2 separate regions of the Homo sapiens genome follow, and region 1 is linked to region 2. A link is an interaction called in ENCODE POLR2A ChIA-PET data of the cell type or tissue named here. Cell type or tissue: OCI-LY7. All regions are shown on one strand. Links, peaks and the distances in the headings refer to the core of each region. The heading gives the core; the rest is flanking DNA. Region 1 overlaps USP7 (ubiquitin specific peptidase 7). Region 2 has its middle 34 kb from the start of USP7.

Evidence for each region. Peaks named below come from ENCODE experiments on the same cell type or tissue, not always from the same donor. Only the 100,000 strongest peaks of a DNase experiment are listed, where the experiment ranks them.
Region 1: POLR2A ChIA-PET joins it to region 2 with 15 read pairs; 13 of 35 experiments call an interaction of 5 or more read pairs at or near these places.

Annotation. Positions count from the first base shown.
Region 1 is chr16:8,940,104-8,948,103 of GRCh38, forward strand. The region is part of intron 1 of USP7 (ubiquitin specific peptidase 7); the gene reads right to left. Among named protein-coding and RNA genes, the nearest start is that of USP7-AS1, 19 kb to the right of the region's middle. RefSeq lists an enhancer at 4,580-4,779. In OCI-LY7, for the core only: CTCF peaks have their summits at 4,730, 5,019, 6,679 and 6,883; DNase peaks (open chromatin) are centred at 4,568 and 6,648; H3K4me3 peaks cover 1,999 bases; H3K27ac peaks cover 406 bases.
Region 2 is chr16:8,992,306-9,003,213 of GRCh38, forward strand. No RefSeq gene overlaps it. Among named protein-coding and RNA genes, the nearest start is that of USP7, 34 kb to the left of the region's middle. RefSeq lists an enhancer at 4,647-4,941. In OCI-LY7, for the core only: no CTCF peak of the experiment used is centred there; no DNase peak of the experiment used is centred there.

The DNA.
Region 1 (8,000 bases), core at 1-8,000, 54 kb before region 2:
AAAAAGGCTGTTTCCATCCAGGTTTTTCCTGTATTTTTGTGACTCCAAATGATGCTCTCACAAACAGCTCTGTCCTGTGGCTCCCATCCTGCTGCCTATCTACGCATCCTATAGCCAGGTCACCTGTCTAGGCATCCTACAGCCAGGTCATATACACATCTGGCCTCTGCAAGTAGCTAACCATGCTTTGTCCAATGGCAAATGTCAACACTGTTATCCAAGAACCAGAACACCGCCAAATGCTCTGGTGAGCTCCAGCACAGGACCAGCCTCCAGCACAGTGCTCAGGAGAACTCTTCGGCTTCTTGAACACAACGAGAGGCAGAAGGTGTACTAGGAATGTCCAAGAAGCTGGGCGCCACCATCAAGGCTGTTGATCAGAGTGGGAGGGCAGGGGTTACCTTGGGACCAGGCAACCCAGGGCGGGAGGTGGGGCAGTTACAGCAATGGCCCCTGCATCAGAAAGGGAGAGGTGGGAGCCTGTAAGCTCCCGAGGCATCCACAGAAACAGGGACGATGGTGGCAGCCAAAAAAGACGGAGTTACCACACTCCCTAAGAAGCTCCTGACCGCCATCTTCTAGACATTTCCAGGGAGTGGGAAAGATCAGAGGCTGTGGAGTGAGATCAATCCCCTCTGCGAGGCCTCTCCTAGGTGAAGCTCAAGCTGGCTTCAGGTAGGGCCCTGGAATATTAGCCGGACATGGTGGCGCACACCTGTAATCCAAGCTACTTGGGAGGCTGAGGCAGGAGAATCACTTATATACAGTGTCCAGAACCTGGAATATATACAGTCTCCAGAACCTGGAGGTAATCAAGTGGGGGTGAAGGTCATAATAGGATACAATAAAGTCAGGAATAGCAGGACAGAATTCTCTCTCCTCCCACTCCAGGACCCTTCTTCTCGTCCAGCACTCAGGGACTCAAGGTTCACCTTCCAGCCACTGATTGGAAAGTGGTAGGTGCTGGCCAGGCCACACTGCCCATGTTTGCCAAGGAGCTGCTGCCCAATTCACATGGGGCCCATGCCCCATGCCCATGAGGACCCCCCGCCCCACCACCAAATTACTTCCCAGCCCTCACGCCCTCTGTGCCTGACTGGATACCTGAAACCTCTTGGAAGGAGCCAATTCCAGAACATGAACCTAAGTGGAAAAATTAACTATGCTCAAACATAACCCTGAAAGCACCTTTCTAAGCTGCTACCATTAGCTAGGATTTCATGCATCCCCTAAAGGGTGGACATACCCTACATATCCTGCAGTCTGCGGTTAACAACTTTTTAACAAAGAAAACATCTTATTCTGTAGCCTAATACGTTACTTTTCCAGACAGGAAGGACCTGAGGGGTAAAGGCACGTATCTCCAGCCGCATTTCAGCAGAGCCCACCCTCTTCTCGCAGGTCAACCGACATGTCCAGTAACTTGTCCTAAGCCAAAACACATTTCGGCTTTTTTGTCCACGCACGATAGCAACATCAGAGTGTAAATAAGTTAGTCTGCCAATTCGCTTAGTATCTTCCTTCTAGTACCTTGTAGCCTTGCTTGGTACCAGGAAAGACAAAGACCAGGCCGTGTTGGTGTGGTGAGGAGTGAGGGGACGGGCAGAGCCAGGATCAGCTGTGTTGGGTGGTGCGTGCTGTGAAGTCAGGCCTGCCTCTCCCCAGGTGTGAGACCACCGGCCAGCCACTGACCCTTCCAAGCCTCCGTCTCTGACAGATGGGCTGGGCCCAGGGTTCGGCAGGGAACTGGGTGGACACGCCTCCTGGTCTCCTGGTGCTCACTAGGAAGTGGGAGGCAAGTCCCTTGGTGATCATTGCAATAGAGGGCAAACGCACACAGTGACAGCCACAGGGCTGGTTCATGTCCCTTAGTCATGAAGGAGGAGACAACTGGCAAGCACAGAGTGGCAAATTCTGTGGCAAGCACAGAGTGCAAGAAGCCTGCCGGCCAGAGATGGAAAAGTGCAGTCCAGGTAGAGCAAACCGCAACAGGAACAGGAACAGGGCAGTGGGAAGGGGAAGGTGGGCAGGGCCAAAGCTATGGAGGGCCTTGAAGGCCACGATAAGCATTCTTAACTTCACTCTAAAATGTTCCCTCCCAGCAGGTGCTCCACCCAATGAACAGGAAGCCATCCATGTCCTTGGGAGGTACTGGGACACTCGGAGTGACTGGGATGCCCAGTGGAGAGTCTGTCGGACCTGAGACAGCCCCAGCATGGGAATCCTGGTACCAGCCCTTGCCAAATATCAAGCAGTGGGGTCTGTCCCACCCTTATCACATGCTAGGGGTCTCCTGACAAGCTCCTTTGCTGTTCTGCAGCACTGTGAGGGTCTGACCACCTGCACCTCACCCCAGCCTGTCAAAGTAGATCCCTGTGTACTCTAAAACGGGGGCCCTCCTAAGTAACTCTGAATCCCTCTGGTCTTATTAACAATATTTGGCTTACGGCTTATTTATTTTTGAGACAGGGTCTCGCTCTGTTGGGCAGGCTGGAGTGCAGTGGTGCCACCATGGCTCACTGCAGCCATGACCTCCCAGGCTCAAGCAATCCTCCCACCTCAAGCTCTTGAGCAGCTGGGACTACAGGCGCACACCACCACACTCAGCTAGTTTCTGTATTTTTTTGTAGAGACTGGGTCTCACTATGTTGTCCAGGCTGGTCTTGAACTCCTGGCCTCAAGCAATCTCCCAGCTCGGCCTCCAAAAGTGTTGGGGTTACAGACATGAGCCACCACATCCAGCCACTTTGTGATTTTATACCCTCCAGTTATTTGGCCATATGCACCCTCATTAGGCTGGCTGGAAAGCCATTTCCAGGGGACAGTCCTGTCCTACTAAGCTAGGTTGCCTTCAGTTCTGTACCTTTTCAGGCACTGCGGGCCCTGAGGTCAGCCGACCACCTGGCTTTAAGGCAGTGGAGCCTGAGTGTTCAAAGTGGACCCACTTTGACGCTTTGCTCTATATGCTGAAATAATCCTGATGTAAATTAGCTATATGAAAACCAAGCCCCAAAGAAGGCCACATATAATATGTGATCCTTAAATAAAACTATTTGTTTGGAGCTTTCAGTTTAGCTTCATTATGTAAAAATCATCTGTTCCCTAGAGATCATCCTAACTACCAAAAGTGCCTGTCCAAACACTGATGATTGGTTTTAATGCTGTGTTGTGCACTGAGAGGGGTTTAATATACAGCACAAGTAAAGAGCTTATAATTACGCCTGTACTGCTTCTACATGTATAGTCTGCTCCGCAAAAGAAACAGGATTATCTGCTCAACTGTGCAGCACAATGCAAGTAGAAGTTGCAGCACGCACGGCCGGAACCGAGCTGCACAGATGCAGTTAGGGCAAGGGATGCCCCTACCTGGATGGAGATCTGTGACACACAAGAGCCAAAGGATCAACACCGAGAATGCAGGGCCCCAATGCCATGAGAAACACAAACGACTAACCAACAGGCTCCACCTCCCTCGTTAACGTGGGATACCACTCTTCCTCTGCTGGATTAACGGTGAAAAGCAATGGAGATGCCCACCAGTACTGAAGGTCTAGCATATGGGTAGAGTCGAATGGCTGGCGGGAACACACTTTTCTAGAGTCAACTGTCCTTCCCAAAGGCAATATGTATTAAAATCAAAATGTTGAATGTCCTTTCACTCATTTTGAAATGTTACCACAAAAACCCATTCCCCAAGAAAATGAGCATTCACGCTGGGGGATAAACACAAACAGTGCTTCGTGCACTGATGCACAACTTTAAACATAAGTTTAATTTTTCACAGGAAAACATTTTGGTTTTTAAAATTTCATTTCTCTATTAAATTTATTGTATTGCTTATTCTACAATAATTGGGTTTTAAAGCAAAACTATAAGGTGCGGGGGAGGCAGTATACAGGAGTTCAAGACCAGCCTGGGCAAACATAGGGAGACCCCCGTCTCTGAAATTAAAAACAAACAAAAAAGGATGAACTGGGACAATATCCATAATACATCAAGTATATAATGGTAGTTCCCTCTGAGGAACAGAAACTCTCCTTCTTGCCTTTTTGCTTGCATGTTTGAATGTTTCCGGGAATATGCATTACTCTTAAAACAAAAGCAAAAATACGCAGAGCAACAGAGGTGCAAAAAAAAAAAAGCACAGCCAAAATACTGGCTGAGGCTTGACACCCCCTTGGCAGCTGAGAGAGGGGGTGCAACAGCTGCCCGCCTGGAGTCAGGAGGAGGCCAGAGTCCTGGAACAAAGGAATTGCCTGGGCTATTTGTGGCCTGGAAGGTCCATTTACACCTTGGCAACTAAGTAGCAGCTTCCTCTCTTAAATGTCTGTTTTTCCCTAAAAATTATTTGAAAAGACAAGCCAGTTTGGGGACTGGGGATGAGGTCAGAGGTAGAAAGGAGATTTTTATACATACTCTTGGTTGTGCTAATGTAAGTCCTTTAAAAATAGTCAAACATAACCAACTTCAAACAGGTTCCTTTATTTGAATAAAACCACAAAAGGGAACAACCTAGCACAGAAAGAAAACTATTTTTTTCTCTTTTGCACCATGTCACAGGCTGCCAGTCTACTCTAGGCCACTGGAGACACAGACCACCATTCAGGTTTTAATCCCCTTTAGAGGGGACCTACTCAGACTCTCATGGAACACCTGCAATTCAAGGGCTGTCAGATCTTTTGAAAAACTAGCGTCAAAGGTATTTTGAAAAGTTCCTGGCGGCTGGACACAGTGGCTCATGCCTGTGATCCCAGCACTTGGGAGGCTGAAGTGAGGGGCAGATCGAATGAGGTCAGGAGTTCGAGATCAGCCTGGCCAATATGGCGAAACCTCGCCTCTACTAAAAATACAAAAATTAGCTGGGTGGACCGGGCGCAGTGGCTCACGCCTGTAATCCCAGCACTTTGGGAGACCAAGGCAGATGAAAGACCTGAGGTCAGGAGTTCAAGACCAGCCTGACCAAGATGATGAAACCCCATCTGTACTAAATAAAAATACAGAAATTAGCTGGGTGTGGTGGCGGGCGCCTGTAATCTCAGCTACTCAGGAGGTGGAGGTTGTAGTGAGCCGAGATCCTGCCACTGCACTCCAGCCTGGGCAACAAGAGCGAAATTCCATCTTCAAAAAAAAAATAGCCAGGTGTGGTGGTGCACACCTGTAATCCCAGCTACTCGGGAGGCTGAGGCACAAGAATCGTTTGTACCTGGGAGGTGGAGGTTGCAGTGAGCCAAGACCATGCCACTGTACTCCAGCTTGGGCAACACAGCAAGATGCTGTCTCAAACAAACAAACAAAAAGTTCCTGGGAAGACTAGTTGTCCAGAGAGTAGCAAAGGAAATCTTGTTTTATTTGTTCATGGGTTAGTGGGGGCTTTGGGAACAGTTCAACCTATAAACCAACAGACACCTTGAACATTTCTGTGCACTAGTGATGTACTGTGAATGCTAGCCATTCATAAGAGGAAAATCACTGAGACTGGGGACATACCGTGCCCATGGAGTGGGAGACAGCACAGTAAAGATGTTCTCCCCAAATTAATCCATACATTTAAACACAGTCCAATTAAAAAGCAGGATTTTTCATAGCTAAGGACAAGCTGATTCTAATATTTATATGGAACAATAAAAGATTGAGTAGGTAAAACAATTTTGAATAACACAGATCCACTGGGTGTGGTGGCTCATACCCTATAATCCCAGCACTTTAGGAAGCCAAGGCAAGAAGACTGCTTGAGGCCAGGAGTCAGAAACCAGCCTGGGCAACATAGCGAGACCCCACTTCCAAAAAAAAAGTAAAAATTAAAAAAAACAACAGCACTGATTGAGAAATCACATTACCTGATTATGAAGCTTCCATAATCAAGACAGCACTGCTGGCAAAGGAACGGACAGGGGAGAATGGAAGAGTCCAGAAACAGATCCCATTTGATTTTTGACAAAGGTACAAAAGCAATTCAACGGACAAAGACAGTCTCTAACAAAAGTCATGGAACAAATGGACTCTACAGCCCCTCCCCCACAAGACTCTCAACCTAAACCTCACACCTTATACAAAAGGTAGCTCACAATGAAATGTAAAACCCCAAGACTGTAAGAAAACACAGGAAAACATCTGTCATGATGGGTAGGGCAAATATTTGGACATAATACCAAAAGCAAGGTTCAAAAAAACAAAACACAACAACAACAAAAAAATGGCAGGCGGCGGTGGCTTAAGCCGGTAATCCCAGCACTTTGAGAGGCTGAGGCAGGAGGATCACTTGTGGCCAGGAGTTCAAGACCAGCCTGGCCAATATGGTGAAACCGCATCTCTAAATAAAGAAAAAAACTGTTGATCAACTTTGCTCCAGAAAGACTTATGCTCCAGAAAGAAGCTGTTAAGTGAATACACACGAGCTACAGACCAGCAGAAAATATCTGCAAATCGCGTATCTTACAAAGACTCAAATCTCAAATATATAAACAACAGTTCACAAAACTCAACAGCTGGACAAAACTCAACTAAAAAGTCAGAATAGCTGAACTGACACTCTGAAGAGCATACAGGCATGGCAAAGGCACACCTCCAATAATCTGGTCACTGGCCTATACCCCAGCCCCACACACCAGCAGATGCAAAGGCGGCCTCCACACAGCCACTCACGCTCAACCACTCAGCCATCTGCCAGCACGCAGAAGGCTCCACCTACAGAGCAAACAGCAGCAGGCGTTTCCAACAACGCCAATGTCTGGGCATATAAACTCAACTTTTTAATATAACTGTATAATAAAATGTATCAACATTTAGCAGACCTGTAAAACTTGATGAATCCATATTTTCCAAACGGCCAATAAATGCAACTGGAAAAAATCCACTGAAAGTGCATGACGAACTTAAGGTAATGGGGCGGGGTGAATTAACCTTCATTAAGTTACCACTTGTTTTGCTTTGCTGTAGTTATCAGAGAATAGTCAATCATTCAAAAAGGCTACTAAAGCATTCCTCCTGTTTTTTTCAGTATATCTCTGTAAGATTGGTTTTTTCATATTTTAATTAAAATTACACTGCAGCTGACTGAATGCACAAGCAGGTATGAAGTCTTCTATTACAACAGACAATAAAGAAATTTACAAAAATGTAAAGCAATGCCATTCCTCTCAATACACTTTTGGAAAATAATTATTTTTTATACAACATTACTTGGAAAATAATTATTTTTTATACAACATTACCATGTGCTGGTTTATTGTTTTTCCACAGCACTCCCCCCCCCAACACACACACACACAGGGTCTCACTCTTATCACCCAGGCCGAAGTACAGTGGTGCCATCTCGGCTCACTGCAACCTCCACCTCCCAGGTTCAAGCAACTATCCCACATCAGCCTCCTGATTAGCTGGACTACAGACATGCACCACCACACCCAGCTAATTTTTGTATTTTTAGAAAAGACTGGGTTTCACCATGTTGCCCAGGCTCGTCTCGAACTTCCGGCCTCAAGTGATCCACCCGCTTCAGCCTCCCAAAATGCTGGGATTACAGGTGTGCGCTTATTTTTCAATCAATAAACATTTAAGGTTGGCCTTAATTTCTATATGGTAAATAACAGTAGCTATAACCCACCCACCAAAAGCTCTTTAAGGGGTGAAGTCTTTTAGGACTTCGACAGGATCCTGCCATCAAAAACTTAGCTATTCCAGATGTGGGACTGCCTGATGGGTTTGTGCCATGCTGCCTCAGCTAGGTGGGCATGCCATGCCCCTCCCTGCACAGCTCCCACTTTTGAGACCCTCAGTGTGCAATTCGGAAGGTGGGAGTAAAGCAGCTGCCACATGCCATTATGCCTGGGGATTTCTCTGTCTCCAGGGTCTTTAGGCTCCATTACTGCCCTGGAAGCTTGGACATGGTGACAGGCACTTTGGAGCGCAGCACTGCCTGGCTCCCCACTCCCACCCACCACCTCTCGAAGACTGCATGCCCTGCAGACGTCAGTCAGCTCCAGCACCAGACCCAGATGCTA
Region 2 (10,908 bases), core at 1,300-9,299:
AGGCGTGGTGGGTCACGCCTGTAATCCCAGCACTTTGGGAGGCTGAGGTGGGTGGATCACGAAGTCAAAAGATGGAGACCATCCTGGCCAACATGATGAAACCACATTTCTACTAAAAATACAAAAATTAACCAGGCATGGTGGCGCGCACCTGTAGTCCCAGCTACTTGGGAGGCTGAGGCAGGAGAATTGCTTGAACCTGGGAGGTGGAGGTTGCGGTGAGCCGAGATTGCACCAGTGCACTCCAGCCTGGGCAACAAGAGCGAAACTCCATCCCAAAAAAACAAAACAACAACAACAATAAAAAAAAAAAATCACCCCCCCCAAAACAATAGGCTTATTTTAAGCAGGGCACCACTTATGCTATAAACATTGCTTCTTATTTTATTGCTATAAACATTGATGATTATTCCCCTATCCCTATGCAAATCAACACAGTGGGAAGATAAAGCAGATAGCAGGTTTGGTACCTGGTGGTCCCTGTCTCCTCTGCAGAGGTCAGGGATGCCTCTGAGAGACCGTGCTTATTTTTGTCTCTTGCAGTTTGTGACAACCACATGCACTCTGCGTCCCAGGGTAGCCCCTGGCTCGCAGCGGCCAGCAGAGCCGGATTCTATGTAAGATGCAAAATGAGACCTGATGTGCGGCTGCTCCAGTTACTCATTTCCTCAGAGGGCTGCTGTGATGGGCAGAATCATGGCTCCCCAAACATGTCCACACCCTAATCCCCAGAACCTGTGCATATGTTACCTCACGTCAAGCAGAAATTAAGATTGCTAATCAGCTATTTTTGATTTTTATTTTCTTTTTAAAGACAAGGTCTTGTTCTGTCACCCAGGCTGGAGTGCAGTGGTGCAGTCTTGGCTTACTGCAACCTCTGCCTCCTGGGTTCAAGCGATTCTGCTGCCTCAGCCTCCAGAGTAGCTGGGATTACAGGCGCCCACCAGCACGCCCAGCTAATTTTTGTCTTTTTAGCAAAGATGTGGTTTCACCATGTTGGCCAGGCTGGTCTCAAACTTCTGGCCTCATGTGATCTTCCTGCCTTGGCCTCCCAAAGTGCTGGGATAACAGGTGTGAGCCACTGCACCTGATCCAAGCTGATTTTATTTTTTATTTATATATATATTTTTTGAGATGGAGTCTGGCTCTGTTGCCCAGGCTGGAATGCAGTGGCGGGATCTTGGCTCACTGCAACCTCTGCCTCCTGGGTTCAAGAGATTCATCTGCCTCAGCCTCCCGAGTAGCTGGGATTACAGGTGAGTACCATCGAGCCCAGCTAATTTTTGTGTTTTTAGTAGAGACAGGGTTTCACCGTGTTGACCAGGCTGGTCTCAAACTCCTGACCTTAAGAGATCTGCCTGCCTCAGCCTCCCAAAGTTTTGGATTACAGGCCACAGCCACCACACTCACCCTGGCCAGCGTTTCTTTTTTCTTTTTCTTTTCTTTTTTCTTTTCTTTTTTTTTCTTTTTTGAGATGGAGTTTTGCCCTTGTTGTCCGGGCTGGAGTGCAATGGTGCAATCTCAGCTCACCGCAACCATCGCCTCCCAGGTTCAAGCGATTCTCCTGCCTCAGCCTTCTGAGTAGCTGTGATTACAGGCATGTGCTACCACATCTGGCTAATTTTGTATTTTTAGTAGAGACAGGGTTTCTCTATGCTGATCAGGCTGGTCTCGAACTCCTGACCTCAAGTGATCTGCCTGCCTTGGCCTCCCAAAGTGCTGAGATTACAGGCATGAGCCACCGCGCCTGGCCTTTCTTTCTTTCTGTTTTTGAGACAGGATCTCATCCTGTTGCTGAGGCTGGAGTGCAGTGGCGTGATCTCTGCTCCCAGGCTCAAGTGATCCTTCTGCCTCAGCCTCCCAAGTAGTTGGGACCACAGGCATGTGCCACCACGACCAGCTAATTTTTGTATTTTTAGTAGAGACGGGGTTTCAACATGTTGCCCAGGCTGATCTCGAACTCCTGAGCTCAGGTGATCCACCCATCTCGGCCTCCGAAAGTGCCGGGATTATAGACGTGAGCCACTGTGCCCGACCCCTGGCCAGTGTTTCTGATGGCTTCCATTTCTGGGCCCTCCTGGGGCCTTTAGGTTTTGCAAGATGCTATAAGGATACTGATCCTTATAGCAAACCCTCCCTTTTGCTTAAGATAGCTGCATTCCTGGCTCAGCAGATGCCTAACAACAGAGGAAGCATTTGGTTACAGCTATCATTCTCCTGTATTGACAGGGAGAGACTTGCCAAACACCCCGGAGAGGTGAGATTGGGATTATACCCAGTTTACCAAGGAAGAGTTGGTGGTGGTGATGCTGGGTGTCCCTGGAGGTAGTGATGAAAAATGATGTTTGACTCTTTGTGGTTGATGGATGAGAATATACCCACTTCCACCCCCCTGAACTGTAGCTATTCTAGGAAGCAGCTCTGGCATCAGTGAGAGTAGCTTCCACAAGGAGAATGCTCCATGGGTATATTAAAAGAAATCCTTTCCATGAACCCTAAAAGCGTCCTGCTAGACAGTTTGACTACAGGTCTTTTCCATTTCTCTGGGTCACAAGGCCCAGGACAGTGAGTCCATGTCATTTTCACGGTGAATGTGGTGATTTCTCCCTGCTCTGTAAAACACCAGGAGTAGGATTATTTTATATCAGATCCATGATTTGTTTGTTTGTTTGTTTGAGACAGGGCCTCACTCTGTCGCCCAGGCTGGAGTGCAGTGGCACTGTCTTGGTTCACTGCAACTTCCCTTTCCCAGGTTCAAGCGATTCTCCTGCCTCAGCCTCCTGAGTAGCTGGGATTACCGGCACCCGCCACCCTACCCAGCTAATTTTTGTATTTTTTAGTAGAGACAGGGTTTTGCCATGTTGGCCAGTCAGCCTCCCAAAGTGCTGGGATTACAGGTGCGAGCCACCCAGCCCGGCCAGATCCATGATTTCATAATATGGATTGATCTACTCTGCAAACATAGCATAACCTTGTGTACATCTTTTTTTTTTTTTTTTTTTTTTTTTTTTGAGACGGAGTCTCGCTCTGTCCCCAGGCTGGAGTGCAGTGGCGCGATCTTGGCTCACTGCAAGCTCCGCCTCCTGGGTTCACACCATTCTCCTGCCTCAGCCTCTTAAGTAGCTGGGACTACAGGCACCCGCCACCATGCCTGGCTAATTTTTTTGTATTTTTAGTAGAGATGGGGTTTCACCGTGTTAGCCAGGATGGTCTCGATCTCCTGACCTCGTGATCCGCCCGCCTCGGCCTCCCAAAGTGCTGGGATTACAGGCGTGAGCCACCGCACCTGGCAACCTTGTGTAAATCTAAATGTCGCCTGCTAGGTCACAGTACCCTCAGTGATAACACGACGTGCTTGGAAGAGGTGGCTGCGGTCCTTTGGCTTAAGGGACTGTGTAGTTGAATGTGCATTTTCTTTCTTTCTTTTTTTGAGACAGAGTCTTGCTCGGTCAACCAGGCTGGAGTGCAGTGGCGCTATCTTGGCTCACTGCAACGTCGGCCTCCTAGGTTCAAGCAGTTCTCATGCCTCAGCCTCCCGAGTAGCTGGGACTACAGGCACTCGCCACCATGCCTGGCTGACTATTTTGTATTTTTAGTAGAGATGGGGTTTCACTATGTTGGCCAGGCTGGTCTCGAACTCCTGACCTCAAGTGATCCGCCTGCCTCAGCCTCCCAAAGTGCTGGGATTACAGGCGTGAGTCACCGCTCCCTGCCACAATGTGCATTTTCATCTCCTTTTCTCTACGTTTCTCTGGGAGAACTTCAGGTGGTCCTGTCTCTTCTCATCTCTCCGTATGCCTAAGGCTGGTCAGACTGACTCCTCCCCCTGGCCACTGGATTGGCTCAATAGACAGGCATGTGACTCAGGCTGGACCAATCAGAATTTTCTCTAGGATTGGCCAGGCACAGCGGCTCAAGCCTGTAATCCCAGCACTTCGAGAGGCTGAGGCGAGGGGATCACTTGAGGTCAGGAGTTTGAGACCAGCCATGGTGAACATCGTGAAACCTGGTCTCTACTAAAAATACAAAAATTAGCCAGGTGTGGTGGTGCACGCCTGTAGTCCCAGCTACTCTGGAGGCTGAGGCACAGGAATCGCTTGAACCTGGGAGATGGAGGTTGCAGTGAGTCGAGGTCAAGCCATTGCACTCCAGCCTGGGCGACAGAGCGAGACTCCATCTCAAAACAAAACAAAACAAAACAACAAAAAACAACAAAAATTGCTAGGATCCCTTCTAGGATTTAGGAAGGGACAATTTAGGATCCCAAAGCTCAAGCTTCATGACTCTCCCGTGAAGGCACCTCTGTTTGCACCCCAGAATCAGTCACTTCATTTGTTTTCAGTTATTACTTTCTTCTGAACATTATGTCAGATTAAGCTAAAGCATTGTGTCCTGACTGCATTAGCCTCTGTCTACAAGGCTCCTGATAGCTGGCAAATGGTTAAGAATATTTATACTGTTTCTGTGTTAACTGTATCAAAAAAAATTAATCTCACCGGTACTCTCTGTTCTCTCTTTTAGTAACCAATTTAGCAGCTCCGTGCACTCAATTCAGCTCCTACTAACAACACAGAAAAGCTTAATAATAGGTGTGAGATACTGTGCTAAGTGCTTTAAAGACATTTTCTTATTTAATCTTGTTGAGAACCCCGAGAGGCAGCATAAGGGACACTGTGGATTGCAACTCTGCATCCACTCTGCATTTTCTTAAGACCAAACGCCTGCATGTAGCCCATGTGACTGCGGGGGGCCAGCCCCACTCCCAGCTCCAGGGATGGGCTCTGATTGGTCTGAACATGGTTATCCCATTTCCCTGCCTGTGATTGGTTCAAGTAGACAGACCTAAGCCAATCAGCTTCAGGCATCCCACCATGTGAATGGGTTCTCAGTCTATGGGTGGGTATGAGACTTATATTCGACCAATTATATTGAAAGGAAGGAATTTTATTTCACGATGGGGAAGGACTGTCTATTGCTCACTGGATATGAACAACAAGGCATGTGGCCTGAATTATCACCAGAAGCCATCTAGCAAACACGAAAAACAAAAACAAAAACAAAAACAAAAATACCCCACAACTTTGAGGCTGGGATGAGGGTTTATGAACCCAGGAGTTTGAGGATGCAGTGAGTTATCATAGTGCCACTATGCTCCAGCCTGGGTGACATAGCCAGACCGTGTTTCCAAACAAAAGCGAAAACGAAATGAATCTTAACCTGAAGGTGAACCTTAGATATAGAGATGGAAAGTTTCTGGGTCCTTGGTGACCAGGTTCAGCTTCTTGATCAGCCTTTTCTTTTTTATTTTTTTTTTTAGACGGAGTCTTCCTGTGTCACCTAGCTGGAGTGCAGTGGCACGATCTCGCCTCACTGCAGCCTCCGCTTCCCGGGTTCAAGCGATTCTCCTGCCTCAGCCTCCCGAGTAGCTGGCACCATAGGCGCCTGCCACCACGCCTAGCTAATTTTTGTATTTTTAGTAGAGACGGGGTTTCACTGTGTTGGCCAGGCTGGTCTCAAACTCCTAACCTCATGATCCGCCCGCCTCAGCCTCCGAAAGTGCTGGGATTACAAGCGTGAGCCACCACGCCAGGCCTTTTTTTTCTTTTTCTTTTTTTTTTTTTTTAAGACGGAGTTTGGCTCTTGTCCCCTAGGTTGAAGTGCAGTAGCGCGATCTCAGCTCACTGCAACCTCCGCCTCCCGGGTTCAAGCGATTCTCCTACCACAACCTCCCGAGTAGGTGGGACTGCAGGCGTGAGCCACCTCACCGGGCACTGGATACTGGATCAGCCATTTCTGAAGGCCAGAAATGGCCTTCTGGGATTTTTGCTATGTGGGATAATATATTCTCTTATGGTTCTAACCAATTTCTGTTCCTTACAGCCAAAAACATCTGGTGGATATATGTAGATATTACTCTCATTTCACATTTGAGAAAACTGAACTCAAAGAAGTTATGTAATATAAATGAGTCACTCAGCTAGTAAATGGCACAGCTGGGTCTGTCTGGCTTCCAGGCTAATGCCCTTAATCACACCAGTATGAGGATTAGCTTGAAGCATCCATGTCCTATCACCCCCGTTTCTGCAAGACAACTCATAACAACAACAGGAATAATGGGAGCTAATAATTGTTGAATATCTATCATGTATCAGGCACTGTTGTTTTTCTCTTTTTTTTTTTTTTGGTTTTTTGTTTGTTTTTGAGACTGAGTTTTGCTCTTGTCACCCAGGCTGGAGTGCAATGGTGTGATCTTGGCTCACTGCAACCTCCACCTCCCAGGTTCAAGCGATTCTCCTGCCTCAGCCTCCTGAGTAGCTGGGATTACAGGCGCCTGCCACCACGCCCATCTAATTTTTTGTATTTTTAGTAGAGACGGGGTTTCGCCATGTTGGGCAGGCTGGTCACTCCTGCCCTCAGGTGATCCACCTGCCTCGGCCATGCTGGTATTACAGGTGTGAACCACCTTGCCCAGCCATTCAGGCACTGTTTTAAGTGATTAACCTGCATTCATTCCTTTTTTAAATTATTATTATTATTTTATTTTTTGAGACGGAGTCTTGCTCTGTCCCCAGGCTGGAGTGCAGTGGCGCTATCTCGGCTCACTGCAGACTCCGCCTCCCGGGTTCACGCCATTCTCCTGCCTCAGCCTCCCGAGTAGCTGGGACTACAGGCGCCCGCCACCACATCCGGCTAATTTTTTGTACTTTTAGTAGAGACAGGGTTTCACCGTGTTAGCCAGGATGGTCTCAATCTCCTGACCTCGTGATCTGCCCGCCTCGGCCTGCCAAAGTGCTGGGATTACAGGCGTGAGCTACCGCGCCCGGCCTAACCTGCATTCATTCTTTAAAATAGTCACTTTTTTTTTTCTTTTTTTGAAACAGAGTCTTGCAGCCTTGACCTCTCGGGCTCAAGTAATCCCCCAGCCTCAGCCTCCTGAATAGCTGGGACTACAGGTGTGTGCCACCATGGCTATTTTTTTTTTTTTTTTTTGAGATGGAATCTTGCTGTCACCCAGGCTGGAATGCAGTGGCATGATCTCGGCTCACTGCAACCTCCACCTCCCAGGTTCAAGCGATTCTCCTGCCTCAGCCTCCTGAGTAGCTGGGATTACAGGCACCTGCCACCATGCCAGGTTAATTTTTGTATATTTAGTAGAGACGGGGTTTTGCCATGTTGGCCATGCTGGTTTCAAACTCCTGATCTCAGGTTATCTGCCTGCCTCAGCCTCGCAACGTGCTGGGATTACAGATGTGAGCCCCTGCGCCTGGCCTTATTTATTTATTTATTTATTTATTTATTTATTTATTTATTTTGAGATGGAGTCTCACTCTGTAGCATAGGCTGAAGAGCAGTGGCTCGATCTTGGCTCATTGGAACCTTCGCCTCTCGGGTTCAAGCAATTCTCCTGCCTCAGCCTCCCCAGTAGCTGGGATTACAGGCATGGGCCACCACACCCAGCTAATTTTTGTATTTTTAGTAGAGACAGGGTTTCACCATGTTGGCCAGGATGGTCTCAAACTCCTGATCTCAGGTGATGTGCCTGCCTCGGCCTCTCAAAGTGCTGAGATTACAGGTGTGAGCCACCATGCCTGGCTTTTTTTTTTTTTTGAGACAGGGGTCTGGGACTGTTTTCCCAAGCTATAGTGCAGTGGCACAATCATGGCTCACTGTAGCCTTGAACTCCTGAGCTCGAGCAATGCTTCCAACTCAGCCTCCCTACTAGCTGGTAGCTGGGACTAAAAGTGTGCACCACCACGCCTGACTAATTTTTGTATTGTTTTGTAGAGATGGGCTGGGGGGGTGGTGGGGAGTTGGCCATGGCTGGTCTCAAACTTTCGGACTCAAGTGATCCACCTGCTTTAGCCTCCCAAAGTGCTGGGATTACAGGCTTGAGCCTCTGTGTCCAGACAATTCTTTAAAAATTTTTTTCAGAGATGAGGTCTCACTATGTTGCCCAAGCTGGTCTTGAATTCTTGGGTTCGAACTATCTCACCACTTTGGCCTGTCAAAGTGTTGGGATTACAGGTGTGAGACACTGTGCCTGGCCTTTTTATTTGTTGATTTATTTTGAGACACAGTTTCACTCTGTCACCCAGGCTGGAGTGCAGTGGAGTGATCTCGGCTCACTGCAACCTCCACCACCCAGGTTCAAGCGATTCTTGTGCCTCAGCCTCCTGAGTAGCTGAGATTACAGGCGTGCGCCACCATGCCCAGCTAATTTTTGTATTTTTAGTAGAGACGGGGTTTTACCATGTGGCCAGGCTTGTCTCAAACTCCTGATCTCAGGTGATTCGCCCATCTCAGCCTCCCAAAGTGCTGGGATTACAGGCCTGAACCACTGTGCCCAGCCTCTTGCATATCATTAATTTAGGAGCGGAAAACCTTTCCAAGTGTACAAAAAGGATGCTAACCACATGCTCACTGCTTGTCTAAGTGCTTAATATGTACTCCTTGCAACAACCCCCAAGGTAAGTTATATTATTATCATTCCTCCTTATAGATAGACAGGTGTGCCTCCTGAGGCACAGAGAGATTAAGGAATTTGTCTAAGGTCACACAGCAGTATGAAACAGAGCAGAGATTTCAACCTAGAAAGTCCGACTAATCACACACAATGGTGAACTCCAGCATTTAACTTACTAGGGGAAGAAAGGAAGGAGCTTTTTTGTTTTGGAGATGGAGTCTCCCTGTGTCACCCAGGCTGGACTGCATTGGCAAGATCTCAGTTCACTGCAACCTCTGCCTCTTGGTTCAAGTGATTCTCCTGCCTCAGCCTCTCGAGTGGCTGGGACTACAGGTGTGAGCCACCAAGCCTGGCTAATTTTTTTTGTTTTTTTTTTTGCATTTTGAGTAGAGATGGGGTTTTGACATGTTGGCCAGTCTGGTGTAAAACTCCTGACCTCAGGTGATCTACCCACCTTGGCCTCCCAAAGCAGTGGGATTACAGGGATGAGCCACCGAGCCTGGCCGGAAGGAGCTTCCAAAATGTTAGTTAAAGCACCCCAATCCCTTGCTGGGCCTAGTTAATACTTTTTAAGTTGAGATGATAATATTTTGCACATACTGGGTTAAATAAAATATGTCGCTAAAATTATTTCCACCTGTTTCTTCTTGCTTTTTTTTTTGAAACAGAGTCTTGCTCTGTCACCCAGGCTGGAGTGCAGTGGTAGGATCATGGCTCACTGCAGCCTCGACCTCCCAGGCTCAAATGATCCTTCCACCTCAGCTTCCTAAGTACCTGGGACCACAGGCAAGTGTCACCATACCTGGCTAATTTTATTTAACAAAAATTTTTGGTAGAGATGAGGTCTTTCTACATTGTGTTGAACTCCTGGGCTCAAGTGATCCACCCGATTCAGCCTCCCAAGTGCTGGGATTATAGGTGTGAGCCACTGCACCCGCCCCTTTACCAATCTTTTTTTTTTTTTTTGAGACAGAGTCTCACTCTATTGCCCAGGCTGGAGTGCAGTGGCACGATCTCGGCTCACTGCAACCTCTGCCTCCTGGGTTGAAGTGATTCTCCTGCCTTAGCCTCCTGAGTAGCTGGGATTACAGGCACGCACCACCAGGCCCAGCTAATTTTTTTGTATTTTTAGTAGAGATGGGGTTTCACCATGCTGGCCAGGCTGGCCTCGACCTCCTGATCTTGTGATCTGCCCGCCTCGGCCTCCCAAAGTGCTAGGATTACAGGTGCGAGCCACTGTGCCCAGCCTGCCTTTACCAATCTTAGACACCTCTTGGAATATTCCCTGGAATTATGACAACCCGCTGAGACTCCAAGCACCACTGCCAAATCCGTCTCCCAAAGCACCACTAAGCTCCTTTCCAAAAACCTGCCAGCACTGACTTCTGTGTGAGTGAGTCCAAATTTTCTAGACTGTCATGCAAGACCTTCTGATTAGCATCAGCTCTCTTAGCACATACAGGATGTGGCTGTGGCATCCCAGGGACCTGGATTCAAGTCATGCCTCCCCTTCTTGGTAGGTGTGTGATCCTAGGCAAGTCACTTCACTGTTCTGGCTTCCATTACCTCATCTGTGGAATGGGGATGATAATATGCACCTTGTAGGGACAATGATGTCTTCAGCACAGAGCTGAGTGTGCAATGAGCACTTACCACTGTGAATCCATATTATTATTACATGGTGTTTTCTTTTCTTTTTTTTTTTTGAGAAAGAGTCTCACTGTGTCACCCAGTCTGGAGTGCAATGGCTTGAATATAGCTCGCAGCAGCCTTGACCTGCCAGGCTTAAGTGATTCTCCTGCCTCAGCCTCCCAAGGAGCTGGGACCACATGGGTGTGCCACCACTCCTGGCTAATCTTTTTTTTTTTTTTTTTGAGACGGAGTCTTGCTCTGCCTCCCAGGCTGGAGTGCAGTGTCGCGATCTCAGGTCACTGCAAGCTCCGCCTCCTGGGTTCACGCCATTCCCATGCCTCAGCCTCCCGAGTAGCTGGGACTACAGGCACCCACCACAACGCCCCGCTAATTTTTTTGTATTTTTAATAGAGACAGGGTTTCACCGTGGTCTCTGTCTCTTGACCTCGTGATCCGCCCGCCTCAGCCTCCCAAAGTGCTGGGATTACAGGCGTGAGCCACCGCACCCGGCCGACTCCCAGCTAATCTTTAAATTTTTTGTAGAGACAGGGTCTTGCCATGTTACCCAGGCTGGTGTTGAACTCCTGGACTCAAGTGATCCTCCCACCGCAGCCTCCCAAACTGCTGGGATTACAGGTATGAGCCACCCACCCAGCTTACTTTGTGCTAATTTTTTGTTGTTGTTGTTGAGACGGAGTCTCACTCTATCACCCAGGGTGGAATGCAGTGGCTCGATCTCAGCTCACCACAACCTCTGCCTGCCAGGTTTAAGCGATTCTCTCACCTCAGCCTCCTGAGTAGCTGGGATTAGT